2 separate regions of the Homo sapiens genome follow, and region 1 is linked to region 2. The links are chromatin loops, found by intact Hi-C in ENCODE. Cell type or tissue: dorsolateral prefrontal cortex. All regions are shown on one strand. Links, peaks and the distances in the headings refer to the core of each region. The heading gives the core; the rest is flanking DNA. Region 1 holds the start of ZNF275 (zinc finger protein 275). Region 2 overlaps ZNF185 (zinc finger protein 185 with LIM domain).

Region 1 (9,175 bases), core at 623-8,622, 380 kb after region 2:
TATGGCATTGGTAAAGAACCTTTAAGTACTGCTGTTTTACTTGTTAATGAAGAAGCACATATATCAATATAAAAATCATTATGAGCATGCTTTATGTTCTCGACTATGGTCAGCCCAGGGTGAGTTTCCCTTGGATGCTTTTTTCCTTGAGTATCAGGACAATTCTTGTTTCTTGTAGTAATCTAGCATTATATCCTAGACACTGTCCATAATGAATTCTAGTAGATTTGGCTTCTTGGTTTCTGTTATATTTCTCCGAAGATGAGTCATTGTTTGTTATTGTTGTTGTGGTGGTGGTGGTGGTGGTGGTGGTGGTTTGTTGTCTTAGTAGACAACTAAACTAGCTAAACTCACATGAAGTCTCCTCTGTATTGGGTACCAACTGCAATCTCCAGACTCCGTTTCTTTGGTATTGGGCATCAGCTGAAACCTCTGCTCAGTTCTTTTCTTGGACTCAGCCCTGTGCTTGCATGGCTCCAGGGTCAACCAGAGATTTGGGCAGAGTGTACAGGCCAAACATGGAGCTCCTCAACACGGTGCTTCTCTACTCCCAGGTATTGCCCCTCCTGCTTTCCCTCTGCCATGGCCACCCTAAAATCTGCTCTCTGGGTCTCTGAGTTTTAGCCACCCAGCACAGCATCCTCTGTGGCCCACACTCACATGCAGACAAGCAAGAAACTCACCTTTGCAGAGAGGAACAAGATTACAAATCTCACCGCAGTGCTCAGCAGTTCAGGCTCCCCTGTGGCTCCCACCAATGACTGGGCAGACATTGCAAGACTCGGGATGCTGCCAAGAGAACCACGGCTACCAGTGCTTCTCAGGGAATGGGTGGCACGACGCCTGCCACCAGCAGCCCAGCCTGAGTGAAATCTGTGGGGACCCTGCTTCTTCCCACCTCGGGCCTCAGACTCAGTGGATAGTAGGTTCATATGATTGGTGGAGCCTGAGTTAGGTGCCCATGCTGTAGCTACAAGAGAAGCTGGGAGAGTGAATACTAACCATCTTTGAGATCTAGAGTGGGAGGCAAACTCTACTTCATGGGATAGGCAATGCCCCAAACAAAGAATGGTTAATATAAAAATGATTGTCATTGTCTACTTTATATGGTATTAAATGGACAGAAGAAAGAAGAGAAACACAGATTAAGAAACAAATAAAACACACAGATTACCAATATCAGGAATCAGGGTGGTGTTATCACTGCAGATAATAATAGAACATTGTGTACAATTTTATATTAATAAATTTGGCTACTTACATGAAATGGGCAAATTTCTTGAAAGATACAAATAGCAAAGCTCAGTCAAAAAGAAATAGATACAGGCATACCTCTGAGATAGTATGCCTTCTGTTCCAGACCAGGGCAATAAAGCATATATCACAATAAGCCAGTTACCCAAATTTTTTGGTTTCCCAGTGCATACAAAAGCTATAGCCTGTTAAGTGTACAGTAGTATTATGTCTGAAAAAAAATGTACTCATCTTAATTTTAAAATATTTTATTGCTAAAAATGCTAATGATCATCTCAGAGTTTGGTGTGTGGTGAGGGCCTTCTTACCATGTCCTCATATGGTGGAAGGCAGACGCAAAACAGCAAGCTAACCAGATGCTGCATGAAGCCTCTTTTATAAGGGCCTTAATTCCATTCCGAGGGAGTAGCCCTCTGGTCTAATCACCTTTTAATAGATCTGGGTCTCTCCCTCTTCTTCCTTCTGTCCATTTAATACTATATAAAGTAGACAATGACAATGCCTCACCTCTTAATAATATCACATTGGCAACACCTGAATTTTGGAAGGGATACATTCAAACCACAACATCCAGTCTCAGGCATTTTTTCATGGCAGTGCAAATGGACTAAGACAATTTCCAAATAATTTTGTTGAGTGAAAGGAACCAAACACAAAAGAAGACTTATTATAACATTTTATTATATAAAATTCTAGAAAATACCCTATAGTGACAGAAAGCAGATCATTGGTTGCCTGGGGACAGGAGAGGAGAAGAGAAAGGGATAGTCATGGGCATGAGGAAACTTTGAAGGTGATGGAAATCCTTATTGCCTTGATTGTGGTGATGGTTTCATACGTGTGTGTGTGTGTGTGTGTGTGTGTGTGTGTGTGTGAAAGCTTATCAAGTTGTTTAGCTGAAACATGACAAATTCACAGTTTATTGTCTGTCAAATATATCTCAGTGTAAACAGACAACCTACAGAATGGGAGAAAATCACCTGACAAAGGTCTAATATCCAGAATATAACCCCATCAAAAAATGGGCAAAAGACGTGAACAGACACTTCTCAAAAGAAGACATACAAGTGGCCAAAAAACATATGAAAAAAATGCTCTCATCACTAATCATCAGAGAAATGCAAATCAAAACCACAATGGGACACTATCTCACTCCAGTGAGAATGGCCATTATTTAAAAGTCAAAAAATAAGAGATGCTGGAGAGACTGTGGAGAAAAGGGGATACTTATACACTGCTGATGGGAATGTAAATTATTTCAGCCACTGTGGAAAGCAGTTTGGAGATTTCTCAAACAACTTATAACAGAGCTACCATTTGACCCAGCAATCCCAGTACTGGGTATATACTCAAAGGAAAATAAATCATTCTACCACCAAGACACATGCACCTGTATGGTCATCACAGCACTATTCACAATAGCAAAGACGTGGAATCAACCTAGGTGATCATCAGTGGTGGATTGGATAAAGAAAATGTGGTAGGCATTCACCACAGAATGCTATGCAGCCATAAAAAAAGAATGAAATCATGTCCTTTGCAGCAACATGGATGCAGCTAGAGGCTGTTATCCTAAGTGAATTAATGCAGGAACATAAAACCAAATGCCACACATTCTCATTTATAAGTGGGAGCTAAACATCGGGTACTCGTGCGCATAAAGATGGGAACAACAAACAATGGGAACTACAAGAGGGGTCAGGGAAGGAGGGGTCAAGGGTTTAAAAACTAACTATTGTGTACTATGTTCAGTACTTGGATGACAGGGTCATTCGTACCCCAAACCTCAACATCACACACTATACCCAGGCAACAAACCTGCACATGTACCCCCTAAATCTAAAATGAAAGTTGAAAACATAAAATTTCTCAGGAACTACATGTGTGTGTATATATATATACATACATACACACACACATATATACACACACATTGCACATAATGGGCTAGCTTTCTCTTTTGTCTCTCTCTCTATATATACACACACACATATATATACATATATATATACTGCACATAACATTGGGCAAACTACTTGAACAGACACTTTACAAAGAAAGATATAGAAATGGCCAGTGAGCACATAAAAGCATACTCAACATAATTAGTCATCAGGGAGATGATAATTGAAATAACAATGAGATGCCACTTCCCACCCTTTCAAATGGCTAAAAATAAAGGCTGACAACCTCAAATGTTGATGAGGATGGGAAAGAAAAGGAGCTCGCATACATTTCTGGTGGGAATGTAAATTGCACAACCACTTTGGAATACATTCTGGCAGTTTCTTATAAAACATAAAACTATCCTGTGATGTGGCAATTCATCTCTTAGGTATTTGCCCAAGAAAAATGAAAGCATATGTCCACACAAAGATGTGTACATGAATATTCATAGTAGCTTTATTTATAATCGCCCAAACTGGAAACAGCCCAGATCATAACCTGGTGAATGAACAAACCAACTCTGATATATCCAAACAATAGCATACTACTCAGCGATAGCACATTCAACAACATAGATAAATCTTGAAAACATCACGTTGAATGAAAGAATCCAGACACACAATAGTACATACGATCTGATTCCATTCATACAGAATACTGGCTTTCCAGTCTTCGCCCTCAGTTCCCGACCCTTCACTCCCCCCACCACCATCTTGAAGATGCCCAAGGGGGAGAGGTCCCTTCCATTCCTTCGTTCCTTCCTTCGTCTGCTGGTCGATTTGTTCGCTCGTTCATTCATTCATTCGCACGCTCATTCCACTCCTCCCCACCTCCACCCAAGCGTCCAGCCCGCGCGCGCCGCTCCCCCGCAGGCTGATCAGACTTGCCTGCCCAGTCCGCCCCCGCCCAAACCCCGCCCCCTTCCCGCCACGCCCCCTTCCCGGGCCAATCGGGGACGAGACTGGGGCCGGGGCGGGGCCTCGCTCCCTCAGAACCCCCGGCGGCGCTCACGGCTCCGGAAACGCGCCGCGGGGCTGTTAGCTCGGCTGGGCACGGGCGGCTCCGTGGCGCTTCCTGCCACGCCAGGCCTGCCTGGGCCGCGCCAGCGCCGCTCCACCGAGGGCCGCGCGTCGGCCGCCGCCGGGCCTGGGTGAGTGTGCGGGCCGCGGGAGGATGTGCGGGGGGCGCTGGAGGGGCCGCAGGGCGGAGGTGATCGTGGGGGCGGCAGGAGGACGTGTGGACCTGAGTGAGCGTGCAGGGCCGCGAGAGGATGTGCAGGGGGTGCAGGACTGTGTGCGGGGCTGGAGCGAGTGTGCGGGCCGCAGAAGAGTGCACGGTGGAGGGAGGGGGCGTCTCTGGGCAGTTGGAGAGCTGCTCGGCCTTGGGCGGGCCAGAGCAGGGAACGGGTCCCGGATGACGAGTACGAAGAGGCCCGAAGGCCTTCCCGAGGCGGGCGGGGGGCGGCGATCCCGGGTGGGAATCGCTAAAGTGTAGAGGCCTGCTCTGCTCTTTGGGGGACGCTAGGAGATGGGAACCGCTCAGGGGCGGAGAGAAAGGACCCCTGCCCCTAGCTCCTAGGAGCCCGATCTGGAGGGGGCATTGTAGGGGTGGGGGTTAAAGGACTTTTCCCTGGTCTAGGGGAGGGACTGAGCCGCAGTCTGGGAGCTGGGAGGGTGGGCCAGGTGGGAACAGTTCCCGCTGGGGAGTCCCTCCTTTCCTTTTGAGTGGGTGGGAGTGGGGGGGGGCGGTTAAGCCTCAGCTTGGTGGGGAGAATGGGGGCCGGTAGGTAGCCTAGAGAGAGAGCTGTGGAGAGGCAGGGGAAAGGGGGCGGTGAGCCGAGCTCAAGGCCCTCTGTCTGAACCAGTCTTTTTCTGTCGCCCTACTGGGGGCCGCCATCTCCCACTTCAGTGCCCCCGCCCCCTTAAACTCCTTTGCTGGCTCCTCCAGTCTATATTTGGGTGATTAATTATATATCTTTTCCACACACACCCCCCACTCGCCTGCCGCCCAAAGTCCATGGTCCCTTTCAAACAACCCCCTGCCCCCATTCCTGGCCCACTTCCCAGAGGTCCCACCCTGCCACCTTGTTCCAACTGAAGCCCTCCAGCCAGCCTTGACCTAGCTGGGCATGCGGCCCCCTCCAGTCTCCTTAGTCAATGAAACATTTCCTCTTCAACCTCAGCCCGACATTTTTCCTTTACAAGAGAATTTCAGATGGGATTGCTGGAACAGCACCTCCCCTAGGTACTAATGCTGCCTCAGCCCCTCCCCACCCTCACCTTCCCCCAACCCTGCAACATTGGACCTTCAAGTAGAAGCCACTTGCACAGTATCTGGCCCAGTTCAGTACATCCCCACAAAATGTTACTAGGGGGATGTACTGAACTGGGTCAGACACTGAGTTTTATATATAGAACCCTATTGAGCAGTAATTTGCAGCCTTCTGTCTGTGAGGGACCCCTTGGAAATCTACCAGAACTTGTGAATTCTCTTCTAACCATCAGCACAGACTCAGAGATAGTGGGCTCCCATTTCAGCAGGTTCCTGGGCAGGAATCCTGTCAGTAACAGAGATTCTGAGAGTTGGAGAATCTGGGAACCTCCAGATTCTAGACAGGCCCAGTGTTAAGGAGGTGCAGCTCTGCATCATAATCTCCTGGGGTGCTTGTTGAAAAATGCAGACTCCTTGGTCTCTCCCAAACCTGCGAAACTCCCACATGAGTTCTTAGTGAACTCCACACCAACTTTCTCACCCAGTGATCCAGCCCTTACCCAAACCTGCCTGGGCTCCTTGGATGGCCCTGGGCTCTTTGCAATTTGCATAGCATCCCACCCCACCCCCAATTTCGACCTTTGTATCCAGGCGATGTTACCTAAAGGAAGCTATACTTAAAATTTATTTCGATTTTTAGTAAGATGCCATGAATCTTCTTGGAGAAATGGGAACACAAAGCTTTCCTCAATTAAGTACAACAAACACTACAAAATCCCCTTCTGGTCTACCTTCTGGCTTTTTATAGAAAGGAAATAAGATAGAAACCCAAACAGAAAGAGACAGGTGCCCAGGCAAAGTGAGAGGAAACAGATGCCTTCCCACCCACACATACAGAAAAAGGCACACACAGACACAAATACCCCAAGAGAGACAGACTTTCCTGGTGAGACACCCTCTCTTTAGGCCCTTCAGGATTCTGCTACTTCGAGTAGCAGCCTGTTTGCTGCTTTGGGACGGGACGGGATGGGCCCACGTGGGGCCTTCACTTCCGCCTCCTGGCCTGTCAGGTGGAAAGAACATGAAGGCCAGGCTCAGCGTGGCCCAGGGCTTGGCTCAAGGGTTGCATCCTGGCCTGGCTAGGGTGGATCCAGATCGTGGCAGTATATATTCAGTTGAACCCTGTATCTGGCCCAGTTCAGTACATCCCCCAAAATGTGGGGGACATGTTCCTGGGAGGTGCACACAGGTCTGCTTCTGTTCACCTGAATTATTGCAATCCAACAGATGGGGCCTTACCTGCCAGGCTGATCCCTTGGAGTAGTTCTGAGGCATGATGAGTCATCCGTGTGTGTCTCTTTTGGGTAAGTCTGGGTGTTTATGCATGGTGTCTGCTGGCTTTGACGCTGGGCATGCTATCAGAAGACCCTATAGGTGGGGTTACAACATGGTGAGGAGTATCGTTTTGGTTCCGGAAGCACTTATATTTTCATCTGTGCCACTGTTGCTGAACTGTCTTTGCCCAGAGACAGTTCTCTCAATCCAAGCAATACAACTCACAGGAGAAAAGATATTCAGGAAAGAGAATCTGGAGTCTAATCTCCCTTTTGGATGGGAGAGGGAGCTGAAGGCATCCATCTGAATTGGATCTTTTGTGAGTGGAAACCTTTGAAGACACCCGTTGCTCTGGCCTAGAACTGAGCAGAACACAAGCCACCTGTTGTCTTCTGGGTAAACTCAAGCTTTAGGGCCTGAGGACATTCTGCTCCAGGTCTTTATTTAGATGCTTCAGAGAGTCCAGGTGTTTCTGGCACCCCTTGGAAGCTTCTGGAACCTTCCAGAGGAGCCTTATTTGGGTGGTCTTGCTGCCTTTCCCCTGCCCAGGGAAGGACAGCGCACCTGTTAGAGAATGTTGCTTGGCTATTTGTGCGATAAAATCAGTTGAACGCTGGTCTTTAGGCTCAGAAGCTACCGTTAGCCAGTAGCCAAACATCCAGCAGTGAGGCAGGGATGTTCTTAATCCAAAGGCAACCAGAAAACATCTCATTATTACTACATTTTGTGACGTGGGTTGTTTTTTGTCTCTGTTGAGTTCAACTCTTCATTTCTGTTCTTCCACATCAAAGTGGAATGATTATTTTGAGACTCTTAGTGTTTTCTGTTTCCATGCAGTAAATTTGATTTAAATAAGTTGGTTAAAATTTACATTGTGATCTAAAGCACGTTAGCAGGAAGATTTGTTCACTCACATGAGCTTTCATGTTTTAGAAAGCATAATTTTTCAAATTATCAGGCAGTAGGTTGACATTGACATCACTATTTTCCATTTATTCTAGCAGATGTTTGTTAAACAGCTGCAGTGTAATGGTGCTTGCCTAGGTCCAGTGTGCAATTCACAGCTGACCTTGACAGGGCCTTTGCTTTCTGGGAGTTTATAGTCTTTAGACTATCTTCAGATCCCATTGAAAGAAGGAGAGTAATACCACTTACGTTAAGGGTTGGAAATGTGTTTTTCCACAGTATTTCTTTGAGCTTTCATATTTCCCAGTTGTATGTAGGAGTGCACCCTATGAGATTCAGGACATGCTTTTGTGCTGTGAGTGAAAGTGCCTCACTTCAGGGTCAGCATTACCCTGTGTGTCCATTGGGTGTGCATTACAATGATTTTCATGTTCTGTCTGGAATTCCTTCGACCTTGATTCCCCAAGATCCACTGTCAGAAGGCAGTGGACACCTGCGTTTGTCACTTTTGTCACAGCATCCAGCTTCTTTTCCTGATTAGTTCCACCATTTTAAAATAGAAGAGTTGTGCAACATGGACCCTAAATGATCCGATTGTCTCTAGGATTGATGATAATTTTATTTTGAACTGCAGTAGGGATTAATGTGTTATCTTTTTTTAATGATCTTCCTTTGCTTCTCATGCAGCTCTTTTACCTGATATACTTGATTGATTAATTATGCAGAGTTTCGTTTCCTTTTGTGGAAGCAGGGCCCACTTCTTTCCTCCCATTTTTATGAGTACCTTTTAAATGATCTCCGTGTCCAGGGCTCTGTCACTGTGGGTGGTGATCACGCAGCCACTGAGAGCTAAAGTACTCTCAGGCTAAGTCCCCTGCATGAGCTGCTACAGGAAGGGGCACTCCTGTTGCTGCACAGGAAAGGATTATTAACAATTCATTTGGGGGTTGTGGCTCCAGGATTTCAACAGTTAATCATGCCAATTAAGTAAAAACACTTCAGTAGGATTTGCCCGATTAAGTTGAACACTTCAGGAGGATTCACTCAATTAAATGTGGGTGGCTTGGGAGGACTGTGTGTGTGTGTGTGTGTGTGTGTGTGTGTGTGTGTGTGTGTGTGTGTGTGTGTGTAAGAGACAGAGAGAGACGAAGAAAGAGAGAGAGGAATGGCATGTCTCGTTGTGCAGTGAGGGCATGTTAACAGGATGGTTTAAAGGCAGCACCCAAACACCCATATATACCATTAGGCCTAGATGACACTAAGCCTCACCCCCAGTCTGTCTTCTGGCTGTGGCGTGGTGTTATAGGTTGGATATTATTTCACTCTTCTCTGGTGTGGTTTGAAAAGTCTCAAATCTTGGGAGCTAGATATTAAGCAAGTTTACCTCTTGGAGCCCTGGTTTCCTTCTCTGTGAATGGAGGCGGTAATAACCGCAGGATGTGGTAAGTGAATTACAGGAAGGGAGATGCATGTCTCCAAACACGTGTAGTGCATGCTCCAGGGATGGAAGTGTGCTCCATTT
Region 2 (9,175 bases), core at 739-8,738:
GCGAGGTAGAAGAAATGTTTGGGGGCATGTTAAATGTAACACCTATGAGACATGTAAGAGGTGAGGTGCAGGACGCAGGTACATGGTGATAAAAGAAAAACCTCAGCCGGATTAAATTTAAAGGAGTTTCATTGAGCAATGAACTATTTGTGAATCGGGCAGCCCCCAGAATCACAGCAGATTCACAGAGACTCCAGTGCAGCTACATGGTGGAAGATTTATAGATTAAAAAAAAGGTGGAGGGGGGGAAATGACGTACAGAAATTGGAAGTGAGGTACAGAACGGCTGGATTGGTTACAGGTTGGGGGTATGCCTTATTTGAACACAGTTTGAACACTCACCAGTGTATGAATGGTTGAAGTATGGCCGCTGGGATTGGCCAAGAGTTAGCTATTGTTACAGGTACACACTCCTAAGTTAGGTTTTCAATTTTGTCTGCCTCTAGGTTACAGTTTATTGACAAAGACTCAAATATAGAACTATGGAGTCCTTCTCAGGCCGTATTTAATTTGCTTTAACAATTCCCCCTTTTTGGTCATTTTCTCAACTTTGAGAGATTGACAAAAACCTTAGTTATTGATATCACTATTACCCTTGTAAATGTACTTATATGGTCTTGAAACCCACTGGGAAACAGGAGGACAGTGGGTTTTGTAAGGAGAGAATAAGGACTGAGTAGAAGGTACCTCTTTATGCTAGAATGTTCTGTTTACAGGACAAAAACAAAACCTGGTCTGTTTTAATAACTATTTGTTTCCTTAAAGTCTTAGTTTGATTATGTTACATTTAGCATGAGCAACTCCATTTTGTTTGGTTTGGTCTGTTGGGTCCTAGTGCATGAGCTCAGTACACAACAATGGCTTGCCAGAATTTTGTTTAAAAAATTCCCCTTGGCTGGGCGTGGTGGCTCATGCCTGTAATCCCAGCACTTAGGGAGGCTGAGGCGGGCAGATCACGAGCTCAGGAGATCGAGACCATCATGGCCAACATGGTGAAACCCTGTCTCTACTAAAAATACAAAAATTAGCCGGGCGCGGTGGCATGCGCCTGTAATCCCAGCTACTCGGGAGGCTGAGGCAAGAGAATCACTTGAACCTGGCAGTCAGAGGTTGCAGTGAGCCAAGATCACGCCACTGCACTCCAGCCTGGTGACAGAGCGAGACTCCACCTAAAAAAAAAAAAAAAAAATATTTCCCCTTATTGGCCAGGTTCTCACTTAGGTGAGAGTGTGACCAAAACTTAGGGCCTTAGCACCACTTTTAGTTACCTAGTTACCATCATTTTAGGTTTCCAGTCTCAGCATGTCATTCATAGGTTATGATGTCCTCATAATCATACATTTCAATCAGTTTTGTTATTCCAGTTGAAGAGAGACCATTTGACATTTCAGAGATGGCTGCATGCAAACATTTGAAACCTTTGAGAGAATACAGTGCACTGGGGAGACTACTATGACTACCAGTAGGATAATACCCAGAGTTTGAAGTATGCTGTTTACCTGAGGTCCCCATAAAACAAACTGCCTAAATTAAATAAAATAAAGAATGAGCTAGACGAAGAGTCTACTCACTTCACTAAGTGATCTTTTCATTAATCCTGTATGACTGAATTTTTATAATCTGCACTTGATATACATATTAGAATTTTAGAAACCCCATATAATTTTGGAATATATATTAATATAATTCACTAAAAATATACCCTGAAGATTAAACATTATTTTTATTGGCCAAGCGCGGTGGCTTACACCTGTAATCCCAGCACTCTCGGAGGCCGAGGCAGGCGGATAACCTGAGGTCAGGAGTTCAAGAGCAGCCTGGCCAACATGGTGAAACCCTGTCTCCACTAAAAATAGAAAAATTAGCCAGGCATGGTGGCATGCACCTGTAATCCCAGCTACTCGGGAGGCTAAGACTGGAGAATCGCCTGAACCCAGGAGGTGGAGGTTGCAGTGAGCAGAGATCATGCCATTGCACTCCAGCCTGGGCAACGAGGGCAAAACTCAGTCTCAAAACAAAACAAAACAGTATTTTTATTTTGACAATGCCTCCCATGATTTTTATACCAAATAAGCCAAATGTCACTGTTGCATTAGTGCATTATCGATGTCAAACCCAATTCTTAAATAAAACCTTATAGACAAATGTATTCAATCTTAATCAGTTTGAACATAAGGTAAGAATTTTATAAACCTTTTATAACCCTTTACAATTTTTGTTGAAGAGCAGATTAGTGCTCTAAGAAAACCTGTTGTGCTTTTATGTCCATGTTCAATTTATGGAAAAACCTAATAATACCCTTTTAAATTTAGTATTATCATACATAAAATTTTTTACAAGGTTAATTTTTTTTTTTTTTTTGAGACGGAGTCTTGTTCTGTCGCCTAGGCTGACAGTGGCATGATCTCGGCTCACTGCAACCTCTGTCTCCCCAGTTCAAGCAGTTCTCCTGCCTCAGCCTCTGGAGCAGCTGGGACTACAGGCGTGTGCCACCATGTCTGGCTATTTTTTTTTTTTTGTATGTTAGTAGAGAGGGGGTTTCATCATGTTGGCCAGGCTGGTCTCGAACTCCCAGGTGCTCAAAGGAAAATTTAAGACAGTCCATGGAGGAGAAAGGTATAGACAAGGTCATGCAGATATTAAACCAGAAAGGACTTATTTCCTAAGCCAGGAATCGAACCCAGACTGCCACTGTGAAAGGGCAAAACCTTAACTACTGAGCCCAGAAGGAGTCTAGAGTAGTTAATTTTGAGCTTGCAAAGGCTTTTAACTAGTCAAGATAATTTTTAGAACTAACTATGATATGAACCCTAAAATTCCTGTTCCCTGGAAGGTAGAGACAAGGAGAAAGTACTGCCACATGGTTACAAGGTCAAGCTCCCAAGGACATAAAACAGGATGGCGACCTTGTCCAGTTTTTTGTTGGTTTCAGGGACCTGCAGCAAAGTTTGTCACTGACCAGCTTGCTGGGCCATCTTGAGCAGCAAGCTTATGGGGGCCCAAGCCCATGTTTTATCCTAAGGTACCCCTCGACACAGAAAAACGACTTTATAGCACAAAATATACCAGATTGACTACAGCTTAAGACTAGACAGCCTCAGAATTCCTTTTTGCATTAATTAAAATTTTACAGAGGAGATAAACAGTGATTTTACAATCAGTTTGCACAGAGAGAGAGAAGCCTGAAATCTGACTGGGAAGAGATATTTACCCTTTTGCTGGCATGCCAGGCTTCTGGGCTCCCTTTCCCTGAGTGGCCCTGGTGATCTGGCTCTCTGCACCATTGCCCCGGGAGCCAAGCCACAACACAAAAGAATTTTTTTTTAAAATGCACTTCAGTGTGTTGTTGTTCATTTGGAATGTTCCACTGTAAGTTATCTTTCGTAAGATGTCACCATTTCTGTAAGAATTTGCTGCCTCCCGGGCGTAATGTGTAACCCAGAAGGAACTCAGTTTTCCAGAAGCAATTAATAGGTTCCATGGAATGTTGATGGTAAGAAAGGAAGGAAAAGGTGACAAGAGTGAGCGTAGACAGCTCTTTCTAAGGAGTTTGGCTGCTGGAAGGGGAAGAGAAGCAGCTGGGGTTAGGTGGGAGGAACTAAGTTTAGAGACGCTAAAAGTGTATGTAGCAGGAGTCACCTGATCAGGTTGAACTGCAGCAGGAACAAGGAAGTTCCATTTTGACTACTATTAGTTGCAAATTGGACCCTTATGTCAACTTTTTCATCTGTAAAAAAAAAGGGATGGCCAGGCACGGTGGCTCACGCCTGTAATCCCAGCAGTTTGAGAGGCCGAGGCGGGCGGATTGCCTGAGTTCAGGAGTTCACAACCAGCCTGGCCAACAAGGTGAAGCCCCGTCTCTACTAAAATACAAAGAATTAGCCACGCGTGGCAGCGGGCGCCTGTAGTCCCAGAATCTCTGGAACCCGGGAGGCGGAGGTTGCAGTGAGTCGAGATCACACCACTGCACTCCAGCCTGGGCGACAGACCGAAACTCCGTCTCAAAAAAAAAAAAAGGGGGGCAGGGGATGAAAATGCTATTGCTTTCCAGGAATAGCTATGACTACTTCCAATAAAGAAGACAAGAAGGTTCCACATGTGAAAACTACGCGGTCACAACGATAAGTGGGCGGGTGCACGCACGCGCGCTGAGATCGTGCGTGCACAGGCCGGGGTGCGGCCGGCGTGAGTACGCCTGCGCGTGCCGCCATTTCCTGCAGCCGCAGACTCTGCCTGCGGTGCTCGCCGGGAAATGAGACGATCAACAAAGAAAATGGTTGTTTTGGGCGAGATCGACCGTGGAGAGGCTTTTTCTGCAGCAGTCCCGGTTCCTGCCGCCAGATGGCGCTCGAGGATCACAAATGGGTCTAGGGTTCTCATAATGGCCCCGCCTAAGAAATTTTGGATTCTCCTGGCCCTTCCCCCCTTTGTGGGGTCAACAGCGGATTTGGGAATCTGGTGACCAACACGTGCGCACTCCCCTACCCTTGCCCCTACCGAGCCCTCCAGGGTAGCTTGGGGGAGAAGCTCCTCCCTAGACTGCCGGGTATTTGATGAGCCTGGCCAGCGCACAGGTCTTGAGCACCATGGTCAGGGAAGAAGGCTGAATGGCTTAGGTCTTCCTAGAGAGGCCGGAGGCGGGAAAGAACTGGAGAAAGGAGAGATGGCAGTGGGAGGATGGGGACAAGAATACCAGTGTGTTTCCAGCCAGAAGACGATGTCTTTTAACACCTCATTGAAGTCGTCAGGTGACTTTGCCCTTGTCAGAAAGGAGCAGCACTGCGGGGGTCCTACTGAGGAGGAGACTGACTGCTCCTTGGGGTGGGGATTGTGCCTCCTTCCTGTCTGCCCCACTCTTGGGGAGATGAGTCCCTCCAAGTCCACGAGACATGACAGCCAGCCTACCTGCCATGGGAGAACAAAGTCTAGTCTCAGGGCACTCACTTCATAAGGGTCTTATTCTTCCTCAGCGTGTTGACTGATTTTGAGGGGAAGGATGTGGCCACCAAGGTCGGAGAGGCCTGGCAGGACAGGCCTGGAGCCCCAAGAGGTGGCCAAGGAGACCCAGCTGTACCCACTCAGCAACCTGCAGATCCCAGTACCCCAGAACAGCAGAACAGCCCCAGCGGATCTGAGCAATTCGTCAGACGAGAGAGCTGCACCAGCAGGTACGAGCCAAACTGCACTGGGACCTTACCTGCTAGAGCCAGTGTTTTTGTCCAGGGCAGCAACCCAGGACAAACCCCCACACACTAGGCATGCCTGTTTATCCTCTGCAGGTGAGTGTGGTTAGGAGCCAGAGGGAAGGAGAGAAACCAGCATCTCAGGGGTAGATATTCATGGGTTTCAGCTTGGAGCCATAGCATCAAATCTGTTAGACTAAGTCTGGCACAGAAAGGATGCACAGAGAACCAGGTTGTCTGGCAGCCAGTTCGAACCTGGAAACCTGGGTCAGGGGAGGGATATAGGTTGCTTTTTCTGTTAATGGAGATGGAAACTCTCTGAGCAAGGTGTGCCATGGTGTGGATGTGATTCACTGCCAGAAATAACAACTGTACCAGTTGGATGAGCTCTTCCACTGCCATCAGCACTGGGATGGCCATGGATTTGGACAGTAATGTAGCTCCACAGTGCTGACTCAGGGTTGCTCATTGATTGCAAGAAGTTGGCAGCAGTAGCCTGAGGAAACAGGGGCTCTGAATTTTCTGAGAGAGACCAAGAACCAAGGAACAGCCAGGTACTAGGGAACAGACAACACCAGATGCTTGTGCTTTTCTGTGAGCAGCTCAGGTCTCCCAAAGTGGTAGTTTCCTGGCTTCTGGCCTTTGTAGATCAGTGTGGATCCACACCCAATTGTGATGTTTGTGGTAGCTGTAAGAACTTTCCCAATTTTGAAATCCTAGGTGACTTGTAGCATATTTTTTCACATTTGAAAATAATTGAGTTTTGAAAATGTTTTTACAGGCAATCTAGTATCAGATTTTATATCATCCTGAAACATTCTGTCAATTGTCATTTCCAAAAATCCATGGAAAACTGGAGTTGTTGAACTGGAAACAGTGTGGTCTCAGGAAGTGCTTCACAGCCATTGCAACATGGGCAGGGCCTAGAGGGCAGGAGAGAATGCCATGATTTGATGACATTTTACCCATTCCTGCCAGGTGAACTTCATCTCCCTCTCTGTGACAGAATTTTCTGGCTCTCACATCCAGCTTTGGTCACTGGGAACCCACCTATTGGCTCTTGCACTGGCAGGACATGTGGTAGAGGCTTCCAGTTCGAGGCAGGACTGGCTGCATTTTCAAGATGTCCTTATTTCTGGTATTTTGTGGCGATCGTCCTGTCCACTTAACTGATTTTGACCCATTGCCTTGCTGTGATCTCTGTGCTCTCTCTGTCTCCCAGTTCCAGGTCATTCCCTTGACCAGCTTCCAGTCTTTCCTCATCTTGTCCCTGCCAATGAAGTATTCTGGCTCTGCCTTCACTCTCCTGCCATGATCCATTGCTTTGATAGGGTGGCTTCAGGAACAGGGTGAGGAGAGGGCTGTGCTAGCTTTATCTTGCCAAGGAACTCAGCAAAGAAAATTTTTGCTGACCTCTTGCATTCCTCAGCCTGGCTCTGGTCTCTCAAACCTAACACATGGGATGCATGCCAGCAGCCAGCCTCAGTTTCCCTCTGGTCCTTTTCTGTGTGAGGCCAGAGGTCCTTGCTTTATCACTGCCTGGAGCTGCAGTTGATGATGGTGAAAGAAGGTGCACGTGTCTTTTGAGAGCTCCCTTTGTTCCCCAGAGATTTTTTTTTCCCAAAGTGGCCATGAGTTTGGGAATAACCAGGAGCCATGGGCCGCCGGCTAGAGATGCTGCATACTAAGAGCCTCCTGTGAGCAGCCATGTACACAGTGAACACGATGGCTAAGGCCCCATCCAGCCGCCCTCAAAGAGCACATAGTCCACTAAGGAATAAGCATGATCGTAATAACCATTAGCACCTGCTGTGTGCTGAGAATGTGCAGGCACTGTTCTGCATGCCTTATGTGGACTCACTCATTTAATTCTCACACCAACTCAAGGAGGTGCTTTTATTATGGAGAAACTGAGGCAGATGGAGGTTAAGTAATTTGCTGGCAGTTTTGCAGCCAGGAAGTGGCCTAACCGAGATTAGAATCCAGACAGAGATCAGAGCCTGTACTGTTCATCGCTGTGGCATCCATACTGCCCCTCCATTTGTGATAAGCCCAGGAAGGAAAGAAACCAGGTGCTCTGATGGAGAGGGGTTAGAGCAAGGATGGTTAGGGAAAGCTTTTCTATCGAGGAGGAGACAGTTCGGCTGAGACCTGAAACATCTGGAGGAGCCTGCCTTCCAAAGAACCTGGGGAGAGGCATTGTGGACAAAGAAGATAGGGAGGAGGGCCTGAACAATGAGCCCTGTGCTTGGAGGGTACGGGGTGAGGTGAGCAGGGGGCAGGAGCTGGGCCCTGTAGGGTCTTGTAGGTGAGGGAGAGGAGGCTATTGGGAGGGCTCCTATTGCTCACATTGCAGTCCTGGGGGGATGCCCAGGGCATTTTTTCTTTTTTTTAAGAGGCGGTGTTTCACTGTGTTACCCAGGTTGTTTTTGAATTCCTGGCCTCAAGTGATCTTCCTGCCTCAGCTTCCCAAGTAGCTCCAGGGAATTTCTGTTTTACCTTGCCTCTTCAGTTGCGCCGTCCCCTTCAGTATTCTGCTGACATGGATCACAGGATACCAGACACCTGGTAGTTGTTCAGTCAGTAGGAGGTCTTCCTTCCTTCCTCTTAGAATCAATCCTTTTCTCACTTGTTGGCTCTGCATTTTATCCCCCGTGTATCTTTTCAGATTTTTGTGGGGCCTCCTCTCCCATCCAGTCCACCTTCTCCAGTCTCTATGGTATATTTCTTTGTCATAGGGTGAAGCAGGAACAGGTACAGGATGATTGGGTACACTGAGGTGAGGTAGGAGGGCAGGCCCTCAGGAAGGGCTTCCCAGAGGAGGTGATATTGTCTGCAAAGGCATATGAGAGCCTGGAAGTCCAGGGGAACTGCAGGCTGGTCTGTACGGCTTGAGTGGCACGTGATACAGTTTGAGACTATGAGGCGAGAGAGCTAGGCAGATGCTAGACCATGATTGTTCTTCCCTTTCCCCACTCTTCAACTAGTTGTAATCTTAGGCATTGGATTCTCTGGCAAGGGGACAATACCCAGTAGCCTGGGCCAGATGGAGGCAGCCATATCTGGAGTATGATCTGAGCCACAGCATGTTGGAGAAAAGCCAGAATCAGCCCAGGGCAGTGTGCACCCATAGTGCTGGCCTCAGGCCTTTGGAGGGTGAGCAGACTTAAGTTGGAAGGTGCAAACAAGTGGTCAGTGGTGCTGCCCAACATCGTGCCCTGAACTGCAGTTGACAGCTACGGCAGCTTTGGTAATGAGGCTCATAGCCTGGGGGCAGGCAGAGTGAGAGCCGATATTGGCTTGGCCAGAGAAAAGCCCTTTTGGGCTGCCGAGGAGGTTGGATTCCAGGCCAAGGGCCATATCTGGCAGCTGAAGTGTGGAGGTTCAGAAAAACTTCGACACCGGTCAGTTTCCCGCCTCTGCTGGGAATGAGGTGCATCTGACTTTCCTCCTCAATGATGCCTAATTTCATTTGGTCCTCTGCCCCTTGGCCTTGTGTTCTCTAGAGAGTTCCCTGCAGGGTGGCAGAAGGAGCTGATCCTAGTAAGGGACCGTCCCATCCAGTGAGGAGGTGAGCTGGGCTGTGTCTTCCCCTTCTGCACCCTCCTGACTGTCACATCCCCGGGAGCCCCATGATTCCACTCTAACTGAGTGAATCACAGAGGCCAAGGCCCTTGGCTGCAGTCAGGAGTACTGAGTGGACACTGGAAGATTGGGGTCTTGCTACTGACTCACGATGTGACCTGGGACATGTCTCAACTCACCTAGCCTGGGTTTGCTTATCTGTAAAGTGAGAAGTTCCATTTGTTGGTCTTGGAGGAAGCTTCAAGAGCAGTGCTCAAGGGTTAGGCTCAGAAAAGCCTGTTTGACCCTGGAAGGTGTCAGCTCCCAGGTTGACGTGCCCACCCCTCCCTTTATTTCTTTCAGGGTGAGGAGCCCCTCGAGCTGCATGGTCACTGTTACTGTCACTGCCACATCTGAGCAGCCTCACA

Evidence for each region. Hi-C counts contacts between places; a loop is a spot of excess contacts. Peaks named below come from ENCODE experiments on the same cell type or tissue, not always from the same donor. Only the 100,000 strongest peaks of a DNase experiment are listed, where the experiment ranks them.
Region 1: a loop joins it to region 2, with 2.7 times the contacts of the local background. A loop is called at or near these places in 3 of 110 quality-filtered maps.

What each region holds. Positions count from the first base shown.
Region 1 is chrX:153,329,935-153,339,109 of GRCh38, forward strand. ZNF275 (zinc finger protein 275) reads left to right here and starts at 4,219. Exons shown (of 4, transcript NM_001367757.1): 1 at 4,219-4,351; 2 at 6,700-6,776. The coding sequence starts at 6,746. It overlaps MIR12129 (microRNA 12129), which reads left to right and starts at 5,528; the gene lies at 5,528-5,603. RefSeq lists silencers at 4,013-4,382, 4,473-4,552. In dorsolateral prefrontal cortex, for the core only: a CTCF peak has its summit at 4,186; DNase peaks (open chromatin) are centred at 4,137 and 4,615; H3K4me3 peaks cover 1,935 bases; H3K27me3 peaks cover 3,623 bases.
Region 2 is chrX:152,954,729-152,963,903 of GRCh38, forward strand. It overlaps ZNF185 (zinc finger protein 185 with LIM domain), which reads left to right. Exons shown (of 25, transcript NM_001395254.1): 19 at 4,971-5,168; 20 at 9,111-9,175. Among named protein-coding and RNA genes, the nearest start is that of PNMA5, 35 kb to the right of the region's middle. RefSeq lists enhancers at 4,431-4,480, 4,491-4,620. In dorsolateral prefrontal cortex, for the core only: CTCF peaks have their summits at 4,334 (motif pointing right) and 4,535; DNase peaks (open chromatin) are centred at 3,860 and 4,323; H3K4me3 peaks cover 1,402 bases; H3K27ac peaks cover 1,966 bases; H3K27me3 peaks cover 4,727 bases.